Linked DNA regions of Homo sapiens: region 1 is linked to region 2. The links are chromatin contacts, found by Hi-C or POLR2A ChIA-PET in ENCODE. All regions are on one chromosome and are shown on one strand. Each heading gives the region's core, a stretch centred on a gene start or an enhancer-like site at or near the end of the contact. The rest is flanking DNA. Distances are from core to core; before and after follow the strand shown.

The links. A loop is a pair of places that touch in the nucleus more often than their neighbours do. ChIA-PET counts read pairs that join two places held with the same protein, here RNA polymerase II (POLR2A). Pooled maps may share reads with other maps.
Region 1: a map of gastrocnemius medialis shows a loop between it and region 2 (2.4-fold over the local background). The contact joins two enhancer-like sites. A Hi-C loop is called at or near these places in 3 of 168 maps with a recorded cell type or tissue (Caco-2, IMR-90 and gastrocnemius medialis), 1 of 37 single-sample maps with no recorded cell type and 1 of 50 pooled maps. POLR2A ChIA-PET finds 5 or more read pairs at or near these places in 3 of 52 experiments (AG04450, HEK293 and naive thymus-derived CD4-positive, alpha-beta T cell).

Annotation. Positions count from the first base shown.
Region 1 is chr2:37,503,855-37,509,713 of GRCh38, forward strand. No RefSeq gene overlaps it. Among named protein-coding and RNA genes, the nearest start is that of LINC03063, 56 kb to the right of the region's middle. Within about 2 kb of position 2,762, at least 2 of the 41 ENCODE cell types and tissues checked have a DNase peak (open chromatin) inside an H3K27ac peak, as active enhancers do.
Region 2 is chr2:37,468,100-37,474,114 of GRCh38, forward strand. LOC124905991 (a long non-coding RNA gene) reads left to right here. Exons shown (of 3, transcript XR_007086288.1): 1 at 1-61; 2 at 1,955-2,050; 3 at 4,689-6,015. Among named protein-coding and RNA genes, the nearest start is that of LINC03063, 91 kb to the right of the region's middle. Within about 2 kb of position 4,077, at least 5 of the 41 ENCODE cell types and tissues checked have a DNase peak (open chromatin) inside an H3K27ac peak, as active enhancers do.

The DNA of each region.
Region 1 (5,859 bases), core at 1,512-4,011, 34 kb after region 2:
ATTCTGCTTGAGTTTCCAGCCTTTGCTTCAGACTCAAGACTGGAATATCAACTCTTGCTGGCATTTCCAGCCTGCCTTGTGGATTTGTAGCTTGCCAGCCCGTACAATTTTCTTAAAATAAATCTCCTCTTTCTCTCTCTTCCTCATCCTTCCCTCCCCTCTCTCTCCATAGGTAGACACAGAAAGCCAGAGAGATATAGATGTATCTATATCCCCCTATTGATTCTATTTTTCTGGAGAACCTTAACTAATACAGGAGGGGAAGAAGATGTTAGCAGAAGGAACCATGTAGGAACCATACATGCAAAGTTGCAAAGTCCTTGAGGCAGGAGGGAGCTGGTGTTTGAGAAAATAAAAACAGGCTTATATTGCTGAAGCACGGAAAGCTAGTGTCTGGAGGAATAGCCAGGCTGGATTTTGTGTTGTGAAGTTGTTTAGGCAGAGCTGGGACTTTAGACACAGATGCAAACATTAATTCTTTGAATTTGAATAGGACTCCTTTAAATCCACTCAATCTTCCAATTTTTTTTGTTATGAAGTGTTTATGTATTATGAATTCTTATACTTTTCTTACTACCATGTAAGATTTCTACAAATCACTTTCATACCCTAAAATGTTCATTCTTTTCTCTCCTTTCATTTCTCCCTTGATCTTTCTTTACAGTGTGCTGCCTCTCTAGGCATTTTCTCTTTTGACCTTCAAATTCCTCATGCACTTGATTGGCCTTCAGATTCCTTGTACACTTGAGCGTTTTTGCACTCTGGGTCTTTAGGCCCCACTTCATGCTTTGGTTCCACAGTTTATGCACTTTCAATCAATTGGCTCCCCATATCCTTTGCTGTGATATATTAGTCCCAGGTCCTGATTTTTTTTTTTTTTTGAGAAGTATTTTTCTCTCATTCTGCATTGTCTTGGGTGTCTGTCCATAAAGGTGCCTTGCTTTTCGTAAGATAAAGTGTGGGATGTGGAATTCCTATCCTTGAACAGTATAGAAAATGATAGGACATGATTCATCTCATGGTGTCTTTCCGAAGAGATGTCCAGCTGTTCCTGTTAAGTCCTCAGCTCTGCCCTAGTTTCTATCCTTTCAAAAAACAGGTTTTTCAGTTTTGCCTCCAATGCTGTAAGCTACCCCATCTACTCCCAGTAAATCCCTTCTCTGCTGAAGTTAGCTAGAGCTAGTTTCTGTGGCTTATAACAGAAGGAGTCTACTCATCCAGCATGAAAGGAGAAAGGCGAAGAATTCGGTGTGGCTGGAGGGAATGGTATGTGTGGGAACAGTGAGGATAAGGCAGTATGGGGCCAGGTTTTAAAGGGCAGCAGGAAAAGAACTGGGGAATAAAGATGTTCACTGGGAGGACGTAGATGGAATGTGTTCAGCTAACTGAGAGAGTAAAGCAAAAGCCAGTTGGGCCCATCAGGGAGTTTGTTACTGAAGAGTTTAGGAATTCCCAGAATTCCAAGGGATATGCAATCTCAGGGAGGTGACGTGGATTCTGTGCAAAACATGGGAACTCGATCCACTGTTTTGGCCAACAGAAGAGAACTGGTCAGCCTGGATTGTAGAAAATAGAAGACCAATGAATTGGTGTCATGAGAGAGCATTCCTTGTATCTGCTGCATGTACCTGTTCATCACAGCCCAAACCATGATTCTCAAGGCCCCAAATGGCCAAACAACTAACTCTCCTTGAGCTAATTCTGTGGCTGTAAAGAATCTTATTATAAAGGGGTTACTCATGTAACTTTTTCTGGAGGAGGAATATGAGTCTCAGGCCAAGATGAGGATTAGGACTTGTTTAGCAGGTATGTTTCCATGAAAATTAATATGCTGACAATTTTGGTTCTTATATAACTTTTGCAGGCTTAGATTATGTGGGTCCGCTGCTGTGATACTGATTGAATTTCGAGCCTATGAATCTGAGGACAAGGCTGTAGACTGCAGTGAATTCACTCATTTAAGTAGCATTATGAAGCCCGAACTTTTTTGCACTTTCCATGAAGCCATGCTTTTTTTTTTCTTTTATCTTATAGGCAAAGGATGCCTATCGAGGAAGGTTTTTAAGGTAGTAAATGAAGAGATCAGTTTAGAAGGAATCATGATTGCAAGGCAGAGAGACTCTGGCAGAAGAGAGGAGGGAGGAAGGTACTGTAAGAACCCCGAGGAAAGCTTAAGAGATCTGGATTAAGGTCACAGCAGTGAGAGGGGGTGGAGATGGCAGCTGCTGGATTGAACTAGGATCTTCTAGATCTTGATGACCTGCTGGATAGGAAGGGTGAGGGCTAGGCTGTAATCAAAGATACCAAAAGAGTGTCTTCTTTGTCACTTTTCTTTCATTAAATAACCGTATCTGAATTTCCACAAACAATGCTGCAATAGTTAAAATTGTGACAGTATGAAAACAGAATCTGAATTAAATTAGTGCTATGTCAGCCCATTGCACTAAACCACGAATTCCCTAAGAGGTTTAGAAACATATTGGATAAAGTGAAATTAATCCTTGAGAGCCACAAGTTGACATATGTATACGCTATGAATCCATAAACTATACTGTGTGCAGTGGAAAAGGAAGCTAAAAAATCCATGTGAACACACATCTGTATACTGTCCTGTGAATAAAGCCTACTTGACAATGCCATTTTCTTTTGCAGTGTTGAACCAGGAGGAGGCTCTGAAATGTTAACATTGTTGACCTTTACAGTCCGACGTGTTGTTGATTGCACCCCCAGACAAACTTGATGAGGCTTTGCAATCAGGTCACCGTTTAATATGACTCACTATCCTATATTTAGAAAAGGCTGTGATTCTAATAGCAAGTGACAAAAACCAGAGAATTTCAAGCTCTTGTCAGCTGCTCTGGGTTACATTCCCCTCCAGGCAAAGTCAGAGCTGCCAGCCTTGTTAATGAAAATTATGAGCCTGTTAGGAGAAGAATAACCAAGAGGTGCTGCCGATAAGAAGTGAGAGAATTAAAATGCTCCTTAACTTTTGGCTTCAGACTTAAAATAGTTCCTTTGGTTTTAAATATTTTTAAAAGCAAGACCTGAAAGTGAGTTTTGTGACTTTTCACTAGCTTGCATGGAATAAGGAGTTGTGTGGTTATGTGATGAACTCAGGATCATTACCGCAACCCTTCTTGATGTTGGAGAGCAGACTTTCTGCTTGAGTGTAAAAACAGTTTCAGATTTACCCCTAAATTATAAAATACAGCAGTTCATATTTGACTCTGGAGGCCTAGCCATGGACATTTTGAAATTGGGATCTCACCGAAGCCCAAACAAACCAGAAACCTTCATCATCTGACTCTTTCAGGCTTATCAATATTTCACACAAAGAAGGGGCACAAAGAAGGCTTTGTGCTGCTGAGCTGAGAGGCTCTGCTGGGGGAATGCGGTTGGCAGAGAATATGCCACAAACTTAAAGAGAAAAGAAAATAGAAAGCCAGTGTAGACACTGTCAAAATGAGGTGCCATGCTTTTATTCACTGTCTGGGTGTGCATCTTTATGTCGAGCAGATCCAGGGACATCAACATGCTGGCTTTCTATTTTACATAAACATTCCCCTTTCATTTATCTTCTCTTCTGATTAGCAATCCTATGTTTAACATGATTCAAATGCTAATATGCTTGATTTTATGAGAAAACAGCACAGGCTTTTCAACTTGGGGTATTACAAGTGATATTTAGTCTCTGTTTTAACATAATTGGGTAAAGATAGGATTCATGGGAGCCCAGATTTTCTAAATTCTAATCCCTAGCTCAGGTTCTTCAAACATTTTTTGTATTCAGTGCAGATATTTGAATACTCGACATTTTGATAGCAAACCCCCAAACACACTGGGCAGCTAAAACATCAATGTAACTACTCCTATGGTAAGATCATATTTGCAGTGTTCCTTAAACCATGCGCAGTTATTGCTATAGTCACTGTCTCCCTTCAGCATGGTGTTGCTATTTCAGTAGATTTACTGTCCTGCCCACATTCTCTTATATACGCATGAGGCGAGCATATCACATTTCTAGTAAACATACTATCTTTCTTTGAGTACGCTGCTTCTTAACACATTCTAAATTTGTTATACCCTGTGCTGTACCCGACCCCACAAACCCACATTCCATCTGGCACACATTGCTGGAATGGTGTGTTTTACTCTGTTGTAGTAAAAATAAACTTTATACATAGATGAAAACTTGGCAGCATACTTACATGGTTCTTGAGAACGCCTTGGCACACTGCCTTTGCACAATATTGACATCTCAGATAATCTCAGGCAAGTCACAGAAATTTTGCGCCTCAATTTCCCCTTCTCCAAAATCAGAGTAAATTCAGTTGCTATAGAAATAATGATGAAAGCATTGTGAGCTCTCCAAAGGTAATTGGTGTGTAACCTTGCTGCAGGCTTGGATTCTCCAGAAAGCTGATTCTGAGATGGTGATCAGCTCACAGGAAGGGTACCAGAGAGTATTCTTTGACTCAACAAGTGTGGAAGGCATGGGACAATGAGGACATGGCAGGTGAAGGATTGGCTGTGCTTCCATGTAATAAAGGCTCAGCCACCCCATGGGGAGCTCTGAGGCTCCTTTAGAGTTGTACCAACTTGGAGTTAGGGGCTAGTTCTTTATCCAGTCATTGAATACAGGCTGCCTTCAGCTGGGGCAGTTCCTGGAGAGGGCCCTCTGCAGAGGGCTGTCATCTTACAATCTTCCCAGCAGGTGGAAAGCAATTCTTCATTCCTGAAGTGGGGATCTGGGAAGCACATCACAACATACATTACCAAAACCAAGCTAGGAGCAGCAAACGTGAACAAGTTTGCTTTCTTCTATGGTTGGTGGCTTCAACGAAGTCAGAATTATGGCCTGGATGACTACGGTGAGAATTCCTTTTCTTTACTTCCAGCCCACTACACAAAGTTCCAATACACTCTGATGCTGCAGTCTAGCTTGAGGGATTCTAGCAGGGAAATTGCTAAAGGGTCCCTTCTAGGATCTGGTTATCTTCCTGCCTTCAATGAGCCTGTCTTCTTTGTACACTCAGTACTATATAATCTGGTTACATTTTCTCTCTAGTATTGAATTCTCTAATATTCAAAGTGAAACATTTATATCACTGTCTTTCAAGTCTTGGTTCTATATGCAAAAATGATCAGCTGCCTAAAGAAGAGAGCTTATATGTACTTGACATATCTCCTAAGTTTTGTAAGGTAGAGCAGTACTCCTAATCTCTCCCTTTTTATGACATTGATGTTCTGAAAATATCAGGCCAGTTATCTCATAGAGCATTTCTTATTCTGGATGTGCCTGATTGTTCCTGCATACTGTTGTTCAACTTGTTCCTCTTCAGGGTAGGAAATTAGGTAGATCTAAAGGCTTGATAAGATTCAGGTTAAACATTTCGGTAAGAATACTCGATTATATCCATTTTGGAAAACAAAAAGTTACAAAACACATTCTGGAATTCAAAATACATGAAGTAAAATTTGACATAAGTAAGGGAAAAATGGGTGATTCTAAAATTATACTTCAAAATACATGAAGTAAAAATTGAAATAAGTAAGGAAAAATAGGTAATTCTAAAATTATAGTTGAAGGTTTAAAACCCCACTCTTGAGGGAGGATTGTTTCAGTCCAGGAGTTGGAGGCTACAGTGAGCTGTGATTGTGCCACTGCACTCCATCCTGGGTGACAGAGCATGATCCTTTCTCTAAAACAAACAAACAAACAAACAAACAAAAAACACCTCTCTTTCAATAATTAAAAAACACTGCAAAATATCAGTAAAGGTATAGGGAATCTAAACAAGACTATCAAGCATCTTGATCTGATTGATATTTATAAAACATTATACCTCAATACTGATT
Region 2 (6,015 bases), core at 2,827-5,326:
AGGAGACGCATCAGGTCAGAAGGGATTTGCTGCTCTGAACTGCCAGTTACACTGCACAAAAGTATGTCACATACCTTTTTGCAGAGCCACTAGTGCGGCATACAAAGAAAGGGTTCTTATTGCTATCTTGGCTGCCGTTGTGGTTTTATGTTCCCATGGTTTGGAAGCCATGACTTAGAAAGAGCCATGGTACCTGGCTGACAAACCAGCTGACATAAATGTGCTAACCATTTTCTGGCAGGTGGCCTGGTCTGCTAGCTGGCTTCTGAGAAATGATACACATGGAGGCCTCACAGACAGATCACCACTATCTCCAGCCTCTGAAAGTTCTGGAATCTGAATCTGGAATGAGTTTACTGCCCTCTATTTTCACTGGAAATAGACCAAAGAAACTGCCAAATGCTCTTTCCGTGTCAAACATCCAACATACAATGCGACTGTGGTTGTTAAGGCATTGGGTTCTTCAAATGGGTGGGCCTAGGAAGAGTTAAATCAGTCTGTCTGTTTATCTGTCTATCCATCCATGCATCCATCCATCATCTATCTATCATGTATCTACCTATCTAAATATACATGCTATAGCTGTATATATTATATTTCTAGTTTACATGTTGTTTTAATACATAGATGAAACTAATGCAGGCTAGTTTCTCAATCCCTCATCTGCAATAAAAGAATAATATTAATTTGTACTGCATAGGATAGGAAGATACAATGAATTCATAGGTGTAAATAACTTAATACCTAGTACATAGTGCCTTAGCTCAATACATCTTTACTACTGTTATTATTGTTTTACATTATAGATGGAAGGTAGTGCTTCTTGGTTACTCCAAGACTTATTCTATAGAGTATGCTTGAGCTTGGCTCCTCTATGGCCCTGTTTCAGCTTTTTGGTGTTGTTAATTTATATTCTCTTTTTAACATATACTTTAGGAAACACATTCCCTGCCCTGCCCTGCCCTGCCCTCCCCTCCCTCCCCTCCCCTTCTCTTCCTGTCATCCACTTTCCTTCCCTTCTTTCTTTCTTCTTTCAATGGATGGAGTCTTTCTAATAAGAATAGTCCTATTAGACAGACTATAAATAATGATATTCATAGATTTATTTGGTTATGACCTTGGCTTTGAATCTACTTCAGTGTTGGGCTTTATCTGCCAAAACTAAGAAGAGAACTGAGATAAGAAAATTCAAGTTAAATTGTGGTAATTCACAGATGTTGTGTGAAGAAGCAGACTTCTCATTTTTCAGGCATGGTTCTCCTGTCTGAGACTTGGATTTGGGTGTGACAGACAAGAATGTAATTTTAAAGTATTAAGATAGCAGTACAATTCGCAGTTGCAAAAATGTGGAACCAACCCAAATGCCCATCAATCAACAAGTGGATAGAGAAACTGTGATATATATATATATGATGGACTACTGCTCTGCCATAAAAAAGGAATGAATTAATAACATTTGCAGCAACCTGGATGAGATTGGAGACTATTATTCTAAGTGAAGTAACTAAGGAATGGAAAACCAAACATCGTATGTTCTCACTTAAGTGGGAGCTAAGCTATGAGGATGCAAAGGCATAAGAATGACACAACAATGGACTTTGGGGACTCAGGGGGAAAGTGTGGGAAGGCGGGGTGTGGGATAAAAGACTACAAATAGGGTTCAGTGTATACTGCTTGGGTGATGAGTGCACCAAAATCTCACAAATCACCACTAAAGAACTTACTCATGTAACCAAACACCACCTGTTCCCCAATAACCTATGGAAATTAAAAATTAAGAAAAAAAATAAAGTACTAAGAGTGTAGTTATAGAATGTTAAAAGGTATCGTAGATGCCACCAGGCCTGTTTTAAACAGAAAGACACTGAGAAACATACCACAATCTGTGCTGATAGTTTGCCTATTGACTCTCAGCCCCAAGACCACAATTGTATACTCTGCTCTGTGGTGCTAGGTTTAGAGCTCCGCCAATCACATATTCCAGACTGTTTTTGCCAGATGACTTCCTACTGGGTTCTGCTAATTTCTGTCATTGGAAGAAGACTGGAAGGTAGGAGCTTCCTTCCTATTTCTCGTTGGTCTTGTCAGTGAAAGTTTACTCTTCTCTTTGTCTTCTTTTAGCATTGCCAGAACTAGCTTCATCTTACCCGCTCAGGGATATTGTTGGGAGCCAGGTGTTCATTCTTTCTCAGGTATCTGAGCCCCAGCTCAATGGGGCGGGTCCTCTGAGATTCTGAGATTCTATCAGCAGCTGGGAAGTACAGTACTATCTCCTCAGAGGGCTAAGCCCTAGGTTAGCGGATATCCCTCTTTTGAGCTCTAGGTTTTGATAATCCCAACCACTTCTCTTTTATTTACCTAGTCCTAAGGGTTGTAGATTCTTATCTCTGGGTTATTTTAATGCCTTCCTTTTGTTCTTTCATTTTTCTAACTCCTGTGAAAACAATTTCCTATACAGTAGTCCTCCCTTATCCATGGTTTCGCTTTCTGTGGTTTCAGTTATCCATGGTCAGCTGTGGTCTGAAAATATTAAATGGAAATTCCAGAAATAAACAACTCACACATTTTAAAGTGTGCACCATTCTCAGTAGTGTGATGAAATGTGTGCTATCCCTCTGGGTCCCACTCTGGACTGCCTGGGACGGGAATCATCCCTTTGTCCGGCATATCCACACTGGAGATGCTACCTTCCTGTTAGTCACTTAGCAGCTTTAGATTGAAAAAACATAGTATACATACGGTTCAGTCCTATTTGCTGTTTCACGTCTCCACTGGGGGTCTTGGAACACACGCCCATGGATAAGGGGAGATTACTGTATTAAATCTTTTTAATTTAAATATTTGGTATTATTCTTTCTTCCCTTCCCTTCCTTTCCCTTCCCTTCCTTTCCCTTCCCTTCCTTTCCCTTCCTTTCCCTTCCCTTCCCTTCCCTTCCCTTCTCTTTCCTTCCCTTCTCTTTCCTTCCCTTCCTCTCTTCTCTCTTCCTCTTTCCTTCCCTTCTTTCTTTCTTCTTTCAATGGATAGAATTTTTCTAATAAGAATAGTCCTATTGGACAGATGATACATGATGATATTTGCGGATTGATTTGGTTATGACCTTGGCTTTGAATGCAACCCTGGGCTCCTTTCCAAAGGAAAAGTGGGATACTCTTAGTCCATGGTATGCAGTGGCATAATAATTAAATTATCAACTATGGTCACTTAGGATAAAGTTTCTGTTAAATTTCCTGATAAAGTAAGTTTCTTGGGGCACCAAATGACTACTGCATCTGACTCTTATGTAGAGTTAATGGCTACAAGGACTGTGGCATGAGATGGCTTTTATTTTTGGCTGTACTGGAGGAATAGTAAAAAGAAAATAACAAGTTTGGGGTTTTAAATTCTCAGCTTAAGTGTCAGTCAGAAAGCCAGAGAACTTCTATGGTTACCCTATAAAAGACCATTATATTTCCTGTAGCTGTGGAACAAATATCACTGAAAGCCAAACTCCAAATCTGTGTGGATTGCAGAATTATAATCTAAACTGAAATCACAGACTCACCAAATTGTTATGTGTAAGTTAGAGAACTGATTGGGAAGAAGTGGGACCTTGATATTTGAAATGAGGGCATTCTGAATGGACTCAGAAAAATCCAAAAATTTAGAACTTTGCAAGCATCCCTAAACTTTCCTTGTTAGTAGAACAAGCTCCTTCTTCCATATCTGAGGTTAATCTCTTCCTTGGTTGAAAACTCTTAATTTCATCTTATGCTGTTGTCTTGTGAGAGTGTTTTATTCTCCTACCTCCATCAAGACCCATTCTTCATTGCCTCAAGGCTTGTATGTCAAGTCAGATATCCTCAGGTACAGGAAAGAAATAGTATAGACTCCCAGAGAATTGCATGGTTTACTTAACAGCAAACATCTGAGTAGTATGGAGTATTGTGAGAATAAATTGTAAGTGCATTAGACCAAGGAGAATAGAATATAATATGAGGTCAGCCTGAATTTATTGATATGGGTGCACTTACCAGAGATTCTGGATTTAATGTGTCAGCATAACTAGCTGGAGGTTGTCCTGACAGTGTGGTTAGTTGACTGAAACTTGGGCTAAATGATGGCCTACATTCCGAGGCTGAGATGTCACAACTTCTGTGGCATAATGTAGAGTATGAGTCAACAAATTATGGTCCATGGGTCAAGTCTGTGAGCTAGGAACAGTTTTCATAATTTAAAGAAGAAAGAGGAGAGAAGGAGGAGGAGGAAGAGAAGGAGAAAGGAGACAGAAAGCCTATATGGTCCACAAAGCCTAAAATATATAGTCTTTGGACATTTACAGAAAAAGTTTGAGGACCTTTGGTATAGAGAAAGAAATCCAAAGGTTTGGGGGTGGGTATAAATAATGGAATAGATTTATCCTGTGCAAACTCTCCTTTTCTCTATGTCTTCCAAGTGTGTTTACAGCCATGGCTCAGGCTCATGTGTGCTCAGGCCGAGCATCACTGGGGAGAAGGTGTCTCTTCTCCTGCCTCACTGTTTGCACTGAAGGGAGAATAATGACATTCAGAGAGTCCTCCTTGTCTTATCTCTGTTCCCCTCTGGTACCCCTTGGGAGATGGGGGACATGGAATGTTAAAAAACAAAACAAAACAATGAGGCTTTGAGTAAGAACAGATTATCTGTTGGTTTTTTTCTTTCTTTAATTAAGGTGGTTTCCTGAGAAGCTAAGGGAAGAGAAGACTTAGACATTACTAGAACCCATTCCTCAAGACACTGTATTCAGACAGAGGTAAAGTACCTGTGCATAACTCCACATACCTCCTTAATCGATACTGTGGCTGATAAGGTGATTGCTGATTAGGTGTTTAGCTTTCATAGTGACCACAAATTCTTTTTTGGGGAGAAATTCTTTTCTTTTTCCAGCTTACCTTTTCCAACTCACATGCTTTTAAAAGCAATGTTTGCAGTTTCTGCCACTCCAATGTCAACGAGAATTTATTTTAAAATGTGTATGAACTGGCAGCTTCTCAGAAAAAAAAAACATTGTTTTGGGAATGAAGTCATCTGTTTGGAGAGCAAAGCCTCAAGTATCATGCAAGGGGCGGGAACCCAGTGCCCTCTGCCTGCTCAACCCTTTGGCACACACAGCCATTGTCAAAACCTGTTTCCAGAGCAACTGAATTCTCTGTTGAAATTACTTGGCAGTTGACAAGCTCCTCTCCCTAAGGGTCTGGAGTAACTCCTTTCAAGGGTCTTATTTTAATGTAGCTTGTCCCTGATGGAGACCAAGATCATTGCCAGCTGAAGAATTTACCAGTACTCTCAAGTTGGCTCACCTGATACATTTTTATAGTAGAGATCAAGGTGTGTGTTTGGGATTTGGACTCTAATTGATGTCTTCATCGTCTTAGAAACACGTATGTCCTAAAGTCAAAACAATAGCTGGCTTTTTGGGTTATCTGCAGGATAATATTGTATCTGGGTACACAATGTTGGCAGTCTTTGAGAGGTATTGCTCCCATGCATTCTTCCAAACTGTGTATGGAGTAAATAGCCATTCAGTATTACAGACTCTGTTTTCTGACCATGGCACAGCGGGGTCTGGGGAAAGGAGAAGACTGGGCCTTCCTTTGACTTTGTAAGTCTTTGCTTTAAAAAAATCATTTAAAAAAACGCAATCAAAGCTTAATTTAAAAACGGATGTCCAGGATGAATTGCTAGGTCAAAACTAACAAAAGTGGAATTTAATATAAGTGTAAAAATCCTGTGATTAAGTTAAAAAATCAGCTTCCTAAATAACTACCAGGTGGGGAAGCTCTTGATTTTACAGTCACAGTGAATCTTTTTCTATTAAGGGAGGCCAACTTGCATGACTTCTTCAACCAGCCCCCCCGGAAAAACCTCTCCTGGGCCATGTGCAAACAAAGAATAATTTAAATCTCATTAGAGAAAAAAAAGATTAAACAGAACTCTTCATTGTTGAATGGTATCCATTAATTAAGGGCAAAAGAGTAAAAGCATTTTAACTATACAGC